Linked DNA regions of Mus musculus: region 1 is linked to region 2. The links are chromatin contacts, found by Hi-C or POLR2A ChIA-PET in ENCODE. All regions are on one chromosome and are shown on one strand. The core of a region is the stretch at or near the end of the contact, and the rest is flanking DNA. Distances in the headings are between cores, read along the strand shown.

Region 1 (5,812 bases), core at 2,544-5,043, 450 kb before region 2:
TGTGTCTGAAGACAGCTACAGTGTACTTACATATAATAATAAATAAATCTTTTTAAAAAAGTACTAGTTACTTCTTCCCTTCTCTGCTCAAGATCTGTGGTTATGATCAATGAAAAGCATGGTTAAAACCTGTTAATATTGTCCTCTCTGCCTTTTCTACATAGCGATCCATGTATGAACTAAGTTTTGTTCTTTCTCTTTTTGCAAATATTGCAGTGTGCAAAGATGAGGGTACATACAGTATTCTCCTTGAGCCTTGGACCACAAATAAAGGGAAAACAATCCCTGCATGTGGGAAATGGAAAACAGGAAACCCTTCGAAGCAGCTGGCAAGAGATTCTGTCTTGATATATAACATGGAGAATGAATGAGAAAAACTCCAGCCCACATCACCCATGGGCCTCCACATACATGTGCACTTTCATATGCTCAAATGCCCACATATATTTGTACACACAAAGACACACACCAAAATAAAAAGTTGAGGATTCAAACTAAGGGGTCTATTTTCATGGCACCATCGGAGAGAAGCATCTTCTAGTTACCTGCTTTAGATCTAGACAAATTCCCATCACACACACACAGCAATGTGGTCTGATTGTAATCACTGAAAAGATTCTGCACTCAAGGACCACCGCACACGGAAGTGACACTCTCCGGCAATCACTCACCTTGCCCCCTATCCGGACCTGAGCTTGAAGTTTGGCTAACTTTTCTTGATTCATGCTGTTGCAAATCTAGGGGGGGGAAAACAGATTTGTTAAATTCACTGCTTTACCAAGTTAAAAAATCATTTATACAAACAATAGCTTTGCTTCACTGAGTTAATATAATATCCACTAACATCAAGGTCATATCAATACCGTCTCTATTCTTAAATAGTGGTAACTTGTTCTAGCTTCACAAACCAATTTTTTTAAAAAAATTAAATACCACATGGGAGTCAAATATACAAATAGCAAATGAATGGGATTCAAAGTTGCCTATTTAAAGATTCATTCCTAACACATGACTCAGTTCTCTGGCATTCAGAAAAACCTAACCAATTATGAAATCTCTTCAGGCAAGCAGGCTTTTTCTTGCAGAGACTTTCACAGCAGAGAACAGTTACCAAATGTTATTAGCAAAACCTTCAAGTAGATCATTTTCTCTGGAATCACATTCTGTATTTCTTTTAAAGAATAAATATGGCACATACAAAAAAAGGCTAGGCAAAGAAGAAACTGAATAATGGAGTTGTCAGGCTGTCAGCAAACAAGTCACGTCCTCTATTCAAGGTCAGATGTGTTAATAGTGGGAAGCTACCAGATTCCCAAATAATACTCACTGATTCTGCAGCACCCCAGTTTATTCTAGACCTTGCACTGATAATGTCACACTCAACAAGATATTATTGCATCAGCGGCAAAATGTCTCACTGTACTATTTGACAAAGATCAAATAGTATCTTGTTACATTTGTATCATGGTTACATTAAGTTACTGGGCAAGACAAAAAAATAAGCTATGCAAATTTTGACCTTTGAAGATTCTAAGGACATTCTAAAATCATGAATTCTAGTCTTGACAGTGACACTCCTGCTTTGGAAAACAACATACCATGCGCTAAAAAAAAAAAGCTAATTTAACAGTCTTGTTTGACTTGTTCTGTGGCTTAACAGATCATTACTGAGATGTGAAGGAGGGAATAAGGGAATAGGCTATTATTAAACTTTTTTTTTCCTAATTCTAACTTTGTAATTGCATCATTCAGATGATAAGGATCCTGTTCTTTACATTTGAAAGAAGAAAAAAAGAAGACTCAAAAGATCGTGTAAATTACTAACCATTCTGTACTGAAGCTGAACTTAAAGAACTGACCTGTATATATCGCAGCTGTAAGGCTGAATCCATTTCACAAATAAAAATTAGAACCTATGGCTTCTCACTTTGTTCAACATTGTATCACAATGGTCAAGCAGGTAAAAGCTTTTGCATGGGAGTTGTGTGTAGAATCCAAACAGTCTTTTAGGTGTGTGCCAATCTTAGCTGTGCAGCAGACTGAAATGTGCTGATAGAAACCTCAACCTTGCATTCAAACATCCACAAAAGAGCTACAGCCATGAACTTATAGTGAAATAACACAGCACTTAAGGAATTTCTTGCAAAAAGGAGGTCAGGAGAGAATATTAAAACTAAGCACAGGACTAGCCCTTTGTGACTATTTGCATTTTAGGTAACATTCCTAAAGAAAAGAGTTGGCAGTTGGAAAGATAAGACAAAAAGTCCAGACTTATTTGAAGCAAAAGCAAAGCCCAAATTAACTCTTTCTTATGGTGTAAATGAAAGAATAATTCCATTTCAGGTGGTCAGTATAATTAAGAAATCTTATTCCTAAGGAGTATTTTATGGAAAAGACATAATTTTAGGGCATCTAGAAGCTTAAAGCAGCAGGGGAAGGAGAAATATGGCCTTTTGTCCAACAGCAAGTTGGGCTGTGTAGGATTCTAATAGAAAAAGACATTTAGACTCAGCCTGAGACCTAAAAGGTCACCTGGTTTAATCCCTACTTAATATCTTTAATGTACCTGTCATTCTTGTTTCAAGTGTGAGGTCATCTCAGATACCTGTTAGTGCAGCAGGGCATAAATTATAAACAAAATTGTTAGCTGCCTGGAAGGCCTGGAAAGTTCCTCTCTGTGTCCCAAAGGGAGAAATGACTTTCAAGGGCCACATGATCACTGAGTGAATATCCACGAATCCTTTCTGCACTTTTCTCAAGGACTTCCAAAAAGAGTATACAGAGATGAATCAATATTTATTGGATGCCCAAATTATAAGCATCCAAGTACTTTAATCATGTTTACAAAGATAAAAATAATTTGAATTTTCAGCCCTGACTTTTTATGTGAGGTTTTACCACTTAGGGCTTTGGAAAGGTATTTAGGTTCTTTGTACTTGTGTTTGTTTCTCCCGCATTAAAAAAAGTATACCATCGCATACTTTACTGAGTTGAAGGCTAAAGCATAGATTATCAAGTTCAGGTAAGACACTCAGTAGTTGGTAACTATTGTTACCATTCTTCCAGAGGGCCACTAATTAGGTATAATGAAAGAACGTGGGAACGGAAGTTGAAACCGCCATTCACCAGCTGTGTAACACTGTGCCTGGCGATCAATCATCAGGCAGTGTGAAGAGGTTATAAGGATAGGTAACTGTCTCAAAATTAAGAGAGACTTGTAAACAAGCACTTCTATTACAAAGTGAAGAGCGCTGCAACCTAGTTCGGCCCCAAGAGCTTGGTGGCCGGGTGCTAACCTCAGTTTGGGAGGAGCAAAAGAGATGACAACAGATCTGCTGCTCAAAGCGTCTGACACTGTTGTTGTGAATAATGAGTGATGGACGAGGAGGGTTCTACCCTCCTGGGTCTGGACCTGAGCGGCCAGAGCCCGGGCCCGGCTCCTCCACAGCGGGCGGTGGTGCTGGGGACCTTCCCTCAGGTGCCGACCCCCAGCTGCGCCGCCCGTAACCGACAGGCCCGGCCGGCCGCCTCCGCCCCCACTCGCCGCGCCACGGCGGAAGTGGCAGCCGGAGCGGACGGCGGGTGTCGAGAGGGGAGGGCGGGGGGAGACCGTGCGCAGCGGCCGGAGGCCGTGGGGTGGCGGGCCCGCCGGGGGTCTCACCTGCAGCGGGGAGGGTCCTCCAACACCAGCACGCGGCAAGAGCAAGATGGCTGCCTCAGCTGAGACAGAGAAAGACCGCGGCGGCAGCGGCGGCGGCGGCGGGAGAGGCCCACGTGACGCACGGCCCCGCCTCGACCGCGGGAGGGAGGCGGGGTGGGGGTGGGTACGGCAACTGCGCGCCTGCCTCCCGACTACAAAGCCCAGCATGCCTCGCGCACCTCACTATTCTGATTGGCGGCCGGGCTGCTTCCTGGAGGAGGCGGCGGTCCCCTTGGCGTCCCATTGTGTCTGCGCTTACCTTTTGTCTTGGATTTAACAGAAGGGTGGTGTGGGGTCTAGTTCGGGTTGTACACCTTGGATGTCCTTCACTAAGCATTGAGCTCTAATGGACTCTCATCAGGAGGGAAAGTCGGCAGTTGACTTGTTAGGTAGTAACTCGACCCAATACAAAAAGCAACAGACTTAACGGAAAGAAGCTTTACACTTTACGTGCTTGAGATGACTTATGTCCCAGTTCCCTCGGACTACCTCTTCAGTTGTGCAATAAAAGGCCCCAAGCATGGTTTTCTTGGACCTTATGTCAGTTGGTTGCATCATGCCTGAGTGGAAGTCCTGCGAATGCGAGTGGGGGTGGGGGGAAGGGTCCAGCGCTTCTCCAAAGTGCTTGCCTGCAAGACACAGACGCGTGCACAGCGAAACGGGCTTACCGAGTCTCTTTGGAATCCCAAACAGAAATCTAACAATGAAATGCTGTTGTCCAGTATTTTTAACTTGTGCGAGGGGGCGGGAAATTCCAAGCCCTCTGTTGTGATAGGCTGATCTCAAAGATAATAATTTGCATTTTGAATATTTAGTGTAGTGGTCCATTGGAGGGAGGGGCTAGGCTAGAGGTCAGACGTAATTAACAACGGTTTTCCTGAACCTTTCCCCAGCCCTCACCAATTCGGGCCACCTCATCCGGCTGTTTCTTTAAGCCTGGATATCAAGGACTTAGGGAAAGCAAACTCGAGATGTACTCCCACATCCTTCTACGTGATCTGCACCTTTAAACTTACTCCATTCCAAAGCGGACCCTCGAGGCACCGCCCACATCCGTCTAACATCACTTCCTTCAGTGTTTGGCTAGGAAAAAAAAAAAAAAAAAAAAATCTGGGAATCCGAGGGGTTGGGCTGAACGGCGATAAGGGGGCAGAGCGGAGCTTCTGCTGGAAATCCTGTTCCCTCAATCCGGTGGCTCTGTGCAACTACCACCGTGGAGATGTCGCTTCGTTTCGGGGCCACCTGTTTGCTGAGCTTCAGTTTCCTGCTCCTCATCACTTCTTCAGACGGACGCACTGGGCTTGGAAAGGGTCAGACCTCATTCTTACCGTAATCTTTACGGACCCCGGGCCTTCTTAACACTTTATTTTCTCACTGTATCTTAGGCCACTTTAGATTCCTTTTTATCTTCCCCAACTGCTTTTGTGGATTTCTCGGGGTCAGGAGTACCAGGTCCGGGAGAGGGTTTAAGAGAAGGAAGTTGTACTTGAGGGCGCTCTTAATTCTTGGGATTGAGAAGATATGGCCCTTAAATTAGGACTAGGTTGTTTAAGAGTCCATTCATGTGTCATGTTAGGCGCTTGGGACGCCTCCAGGAACCGTCACCTTCCCGCCAGAAGAAATAGGTCGCTTGGGAAGCCCTCAGGAACCGTCACCTTTCCGCCAGAAGAAAAAGGGTCGCTGGTGACCTGTAGTGGTCGCTTGAGTCTGAAGATTCCTCACCACGTTCCCCCGTACCCCCAAGACCCGGTTCCCTATTCCCCCAAGAGATGCAGAAAAAAGAGCAAATGAAAGGTAGACCTTTTGCTAGGTCACCAACAGTTGGTTTTGGTGTGGCTCAGCTAGTGTGTTGGAAGAAACTGATTTCTTTAGAGCGATGGATCAGTGGTTATCAATGAAGGTTAGGAAGTAAGGACCCCCAACTCCGTGTATTACCAGCCCTATTTCTAAACTTGAACACCTTCTCATCAGTTGGGTTTTTTGTTTGTTTGTTTTGGCAGCTGAATTGACTAACTGGTTGAGTTATAAATGGATTCCAGCCCTGCTTTGGATGGTTTGTGTTATGACCTTTACTGTATGGGATTTTTCTGATGCTGGTGGTGTGTGTGTGCT
Region 2 (6,017 bases), core at 3,008-5,507:
AATGGAACCCAGAACTCACGAGTGGAGAAGCCACTATAACTTATTGGTGCTCCTGAGGCACTGGGAACAAGTCCTACACAGTGAATTTAAGGCTCTTCTCCTCTCCTAGGTGCTCCTTCCTTTCTCTTCTATCTCTCTCCGCCATCCTCCCCTCCTTCCTTTCCTCCCCTTTTCTCTTTTGGATTGAATCCGGGACCTTGTGCACACTAGGCAAGTATACTAGCTTAGCTATATCCTCAGGCCTCCCCCCACCCCTCTTAAATGAAGACCCAAACTGCTTATGTGCCAGTATGCTTGTGCTTTAGGGGACAGATGTCAATGTAGGGTGTTTTTGTTTTGTTTTGATTTTGGTTTTTTGAGACAGGGTTTCTCTGTGTAGCCCTAGCTGTCCTGGAACTCACTCTGTAGACAAGGCTGGCCTCAAACTCAGAAATCCACCTGCTTCTGCCTCCCAAGTGCTGGGATTAAAGGTGTGTGCCACCACTGCCCGGCTAGGTGCACCTTATTTCTAAGGAAGGTTTCTCACTGAGTTAGAGTGCACAAATTTCTCTGGGCTGCATGGACATCAATCAAACCCTAGGATCTTTCTGTATTTGCTTCTCCAGTGATAGGTATATGCCTCTTGGCTCCCTCCCAACACCCCAAATGGGTGATGAGGATCAAATTCAGGTTCTCTTGCTTGCACTTAACCAACTGAGCCATCTCCCTAATTCCTCAATGTTCCTATCTGTGAAGTGGGGAAAAACTGAAGATACATATAGCTGAGATTTTATGTTTGGTTTAGTTCAATAAAGCTTTATAAGGGACCTCTTAGATATTAGGAATTAGTTGTGTTAGATTTTGCAAGCAACGACATAAACTTTTAAAAGAGTCCTTTATAAATACAAAGTTTCATTTTTTTTTAACTTAAAGCAAACCCATACTAATAGTTCCTTTTATTTCCTTAACATGCTATGGTATGTTTGTGAGGGTCAGAGGAGTCCTTTCCTTCCAGCTATTTTCAAAGATTTATTTATTTATTTTATGTATGTGAGTACACTGAAGCTGTACATATGGTTGTGACCCTTCATGTGCTTGTTGGGAACTTATTTATTTATTTATTTATTTATTTATTTATTTTTAAGGACCTCTGTTTGCTCTGGTCAACCCCGCTCACTCTGGTCAGCCCCATTCACTTGGCTCAACTCTGTTTGCTCAGTCCCTGCTCGCTCCAGCTCAAAGACCGGTGGTTGTGAGCCATCACGTGGTTGCTGGGATTTGAACTCAGGACCTTTGGAAGTGCAGTCAGTGCTCTCACTTGCTGAGCCATCTCACCAGCCCATCTTCAAACACAAACTTGTCTGACTTTCAGATTTCTGAACTTCTACACTTCTCTCTACAACTTCAAACACTTCATACGTCATTCACAGCCCCCCTAAATTCCTATAATTAGTAAGTGACTTTTCAGTTACACCAATGGTTCTGATCTCTAAGTTTTGTTCATTTCAATATATCAACTGCTTTTGCTATTAGACATGTAACCTTGGGCAAATTATTTGACCTCTGTGGTGCTGAGTACCTCATTTGGGAAGTGAGTGTGATAATTGCTTCCTTTTAGGGTGTTTTTGTGAAGTTCAAACTTATAATGTGAAGTAATAGATGCCAATAGAAATATCAGTTGGGTTATAGTTGATGTTTCAAACTGGAATAGTTTCTCCTCTTCTCCCTTGAGCCAAAAGGAATAATGGCAAAAAGAAGTCAAAGGAGATACTCCTGACTAAGTGTTTACTCATCAGACCTGTATAACTTGCTCTTTGAGGCTGGATCAAATCAGAGGAGTCTAGGTAGACTTGGGAAGGGAGTTCTTGAGACCTCTCTGGTTTTTGCCTCTGATGGAAAAAGTCTAAAAATGGAAGTGGAGCCAACTAGATCTTGGGTTTTTCCAGCTGTCTCAGTGTATTGAGGAATCCTATTATAATGATAAAGGCTGTGGCCCTGATAGACGTGTGGGTTTTGTCCTGGAAACCACCATTAGGGAAAAAGGAAGCAAACACATATTGAGGTTGGGTACTTCTGTGTCTGAGGGACCTGCAGTAGAGAGTTAGTCTTCTTTAAGGCCAGTCAGATGTAGGCAGGTCATCAACTAACTCTTAAAACGAGGCAGAGGATATGGCCTTTGAAGCAGCTTACTAGATTAGTGCAATGGCTGCCAAGACTGCTAGCCTGAGTTCCATCCCCGAAACCTCCATGGTGGAAGGAGAGAATCTACCCCCTCCCCAAGTACTACACACACACACACACACACACACACACACACAATAAAAAAGGCAGAATAAAAAAGTCATATCAAAGTAACTAAAAGCTGGTATGCAGACTTCCTAGACCTTCTGAAGTAGGCTACATACAAACTGAGTGTAGTTTTACATCAACCTGACACAAGTTAGATTTATTAGACACGAGGAAACCTCAGTTGAGATAAAGCCTCCATAAGACCTCACTGTAGGGCATTTTCTTAACTAGTAGTTGGTAGGAGAAGGCCCAAGCCTGGGTTCTATAAGAAAGCAAACTGAGTAAGTCAGTAAGCAGCACCCCACCATGGCCTCTGCTTCAGACCCTGCCTCCAGGCTCCTGCCCTGTTTGAATTCCTTTCCTCACTGCTTTTGATGATGACCAGACTGTGAGGGAAATAAATTCTTTACTCTTCGGGTTGTCTTTGGTCATGGTGTTTCATCACGGCAGTAGTCACCCTAAATAAGAACCTTTGCAGATGACAATTTCAGGTAAGCGGTTCCTTATTCTAACTAAGTGTGGCAAAATGAAAAAGAGTAAGGTGTATAATGTTGAATACAGGCAGGACAAAGGCCTTCATTTAAGCATATACTATAATGTTATGGTGTTAAAATACATATATATTAAAAAATCTCTGCCACTGGTGAGCTGAGGGGGGTGGTTAGACTTATGTAAACAGGTCATTAGGAGGTTGTTGCCCTCTTCTAGTAAAGTCAACAAAAGAGTATGAACACTAGTTTGGAGAGACAATACTCTGTCAAGAGGTGGCATTTATGACAAAAAGGAATTTGAGAGGAACCGGGCACTGGTGGCACATTCCTTTAATCTCAGCACTTGGGAGGCTGAGGCAGGCAGATTTCTGAGTTCAAGGCCAGCCTGGTCTACAGAGTGAGTTCCAGGACAGCCAGAGCTATACAGAGAAACCCTGTCTCAAAAAACCAAAACCAAAACCAACCAACCAACCAGACAAAAAAAAAAAAAAGAATTTGAGATGGGACTTTATGCACTCACTGTACCTCTGAACTCCACTGTGGCCCTACACCTGCTTTTTTTTTTTTTTTTTTTTTTTTTTTTTAAATTAAACAGTCTAGGCAGGACAGGGAGCAGGCAAGGCAAGCAGTTCCTTCTTGCTCCCAAGATTTTTACTTTAGAAGGATTTACATGCCTTCTTAATGTGATAGCAGGTAGAAAGATTTGTAATCCAGCTTTCTAGTTAGTTTTTAAACTTCGGGTAAGAGAGTTGTTTTGTTTTGTTTTGTTTTTTCTTTTCGGGGAGGCCCTTTTCTTTTTATTTCAGTCAGGGCCTTACTATGTGTCCTTGAACTCACTATGTAGAGCAGGCTGGCATGGAACTCTCAGAGATTAAAGGTATGTGCCACCATGCCTGGCTGGCTTTCACCATCCTCATTTGTATAACTTCTTTCTGTTTCAAATCCCCTATTCACACAATTTTTTAAAAAAGTATTTAGGCCTGGAGTAGTGGTACATCTCCTTAATCCCAGCACTCTGGAGGCAGAGGGAAGTGGATCTCTGTGAGTTTGAGGCCAGCCTGATCTATACAGTGAGCTTCGGGATAGCCATGGCTACACAGAGAGAGACCTTGTTTTAAACAAACAGCAAACAAACAAAAGCATTTAGTGCAGAATCACACACAATCAGAATTATTTAATGTTATTACTACTAAACCGCTCCTGTCATTACTTAGTACCATTACTTTTTTAGTTCCCACAACCCACCTGGACATGGTTCTAATTTCTCCCCGCACTTTACAGAAAACAGCAGCCCAGGAAGAAGGATGGTGGGTGACCTGCCTAAACTCAGGTCTCTGTGGCGCCGCCTCCGCTGACCGTCCACCCCAGAGCCCTATCCGCACCGGGTTTTCCAGGGAGGCCGGGGTCAGGGCCTGGTTCCGCGGCTCAGACTCCCGCTCCGGGCTTTGCGCGCCGCCACGGCCTGTGAGGCCGGCGGGGCGGGGCGGGGCGGGGCGGCGTGAGGAGGGAAGTTGTCGAAGTTCGGGGAGACGCCCGGCCGCCGGCCTCGCCTACGGCCTGTCCCTCCGCCTCCTTCCCGCCCCGGGCCCCCGTCCGTCCGTCCTTCCTTCCCCTCCCGTGCATGATGGAAACACCATGGCTGCGGCAGCCCAGCTCTCCCTGACACAGGTAACGCCGCCCGCCGGTCGGCCCGGCTCGACCCGCCGGGGTTCCCCGGCCCTCCCTCCCCCCCTCCACCGCTCTGGGGCGCTGGCGCGGCGGCTGCCCTCGGGCCGCACGGTGGGAGCGCGTGTGAGGAGTGCGGGCGCCATCCCGAGTCGGAGCGGGAGCGGCGAGCCGGGGCCGCCGCACCCCCGCCCCGGGTCGCCGGGCTCTCGGCTCCGCCCCGCGCGGCTCCCACCCGGCCGCCGCCCCCGCCGCGGGTCTCCGCGCCGCTCTCCTCCAGGTCCCGTCGGCGCTCACCTTCTCGGCAAGTTTCTCCTCCGGGCCTGACGGCCGCCAGGTGAGCTCCGGTGGGGCTCACGCTAGACAGCGGCCGCGGGCGATGCGAGGCTCGACTTCGGCGGGGCAGGGTTCCCTCAGCTTCGCTCTGCTCCGGTCCGCGGGAGCGACGACTGCCGAGTTCCCCTCAGTTCCCTCAAGTCAGCCTGGCTTCCAGAAGTCGCATCCTGTCCGGGCACTTGACCCACTCACTTCTGCTCAGATCCCCTTGCAGACTTTCCCACCCGCGAGGGCGCCGTCTCTGATCGTCGTCCGAGGGGTCATGGTGCCAGCCTTCTGCAGGTGGGGCGCCTCTTTCCTCCCTGGTGCCCGGAACCACCGGGGAGATAACTTTGTCCTGGGACGATCTCGACCAAAAGCTGTTCTCGGAGTCTGTTCTCGGAGTCTCGCCTCTTTATCATCATCATCATTATTAAAATGTTCTCTTCCTTCAGAGCCCCATCCTCGAGGGATACATCTAAACATCACTCACTTAGGAGAACCTGAGTTCTCCGTTTCTGTAAAACCAAGCGTAGTCATCTCAAGACACCCAGGAGGGATGAGGTACCAAACACCTGCCAGTCCCTTTCATCTTCACTGCCCAGAAGTTTGCCTTCTCCATAGCTGGGGGCTGTGTACTCCCTGGTATAAGCCCACCTCAGCCTATCAGCCTGCCCTGTGATAGCTCCCTGCCATCTTGTCTCCTTGGCCTAGATTTGCCTGTACTTATAAGGTAGGGCATGTGTTTGGGTAATAGATTATTTCTATGTTATGATAAAGAGGTTTTGAGGTGTTTCTTTCCAAGAACTTGGAGATAAAAAAGTATTTTCCCCAGGAGCCAGGGTGGAAATTTTATTTACTTATTTATTTTGAGACAGGGTCTCAAATAGATCAAGCTGGCTTTGAACTCACTATGTAATCAAGAATATCAAGAATGACCTTGATTTTGGATCCTTCTTCCTCCATCTCCCAAGTGGACTGTACCACTATATTAGTTTATTCATCGCCAGGGATCAGACTCAGGACTTCATGCTGGCTAGACAGGCCCTGTACCGACTGAGCCATATCCCCAGCAAAAGTGATTCTATATATACTGTATGTGTGTGTGTGTGTGTATTATAGTGCGCACACACACACACACACACACACACACACACAGAGGCATCCCACAGGTAAGACAGCCTTTAGGAATAACCTCATAAACTTTACATTTCCAAATTTATTTCCTGTGGGTCATTGTGTTTTGACTTGCATCTAACAGGGAAGAACTTTTAAGAT

The links. Hi-C counts contacts between places; a loop is a spot of excess contacts on that map. ChIA-PET counts read pairs that join two places held with the same protein, here RNA polymerase II (POLR2A).
Region 1: a map of heart shows a loop between it and region 2 (11-fold over the local background). The contact joins the promoter of Btf3l4 here to the promoter of Eps15 in region 2. A Hi-C loop is called at or near these places in 2 of 37 maps with a recorded cell type or tissue (both heart). POLR2A ChIA-PET finds 5 or more read pairs at or near these places in 1 of 5 experiments (embryonic stem cell).

What each region holds. Positions count from the first base shown.
Region 1 is chr4:108,829,847-108,835,658 of GRCm38, forward strand. It overlaps Btf3l4 (basic transcription factor 3-like 4), which reads right to left and starts at 3,794. Exons shown (of 6, transcript NM_027453.3): 1 at 3,662-3,794; 2 at 672-737. The coding sequence starts at 725. Txndc12 (thioredoxin domain containing 12 (endoplasmic reticulum)) reads left to right here and starts at 4,832. Exons shown (of 7, transcript NM_025334.3): 1 at 4,832-5,010. The coding sequence starts at 4,920.
Region 2 is chr4:109,276,018-109,282,034 of GRCm38, forward strand. Eps15 (epidermal growth factor receptor pathway substrate 15) reads left to right here and starts at 4,258. Exons shown (of 25, transcript NM_007943.3): 1 at 4,258-4,427. The coding sequence starts at 4,395. It overlaps Gm40225 (a long non-coding RNA gene), which reads right to left and starts at 4,306. Exons shown (of 3, transcript XR_868003.2): 1 at 4,005-4,306.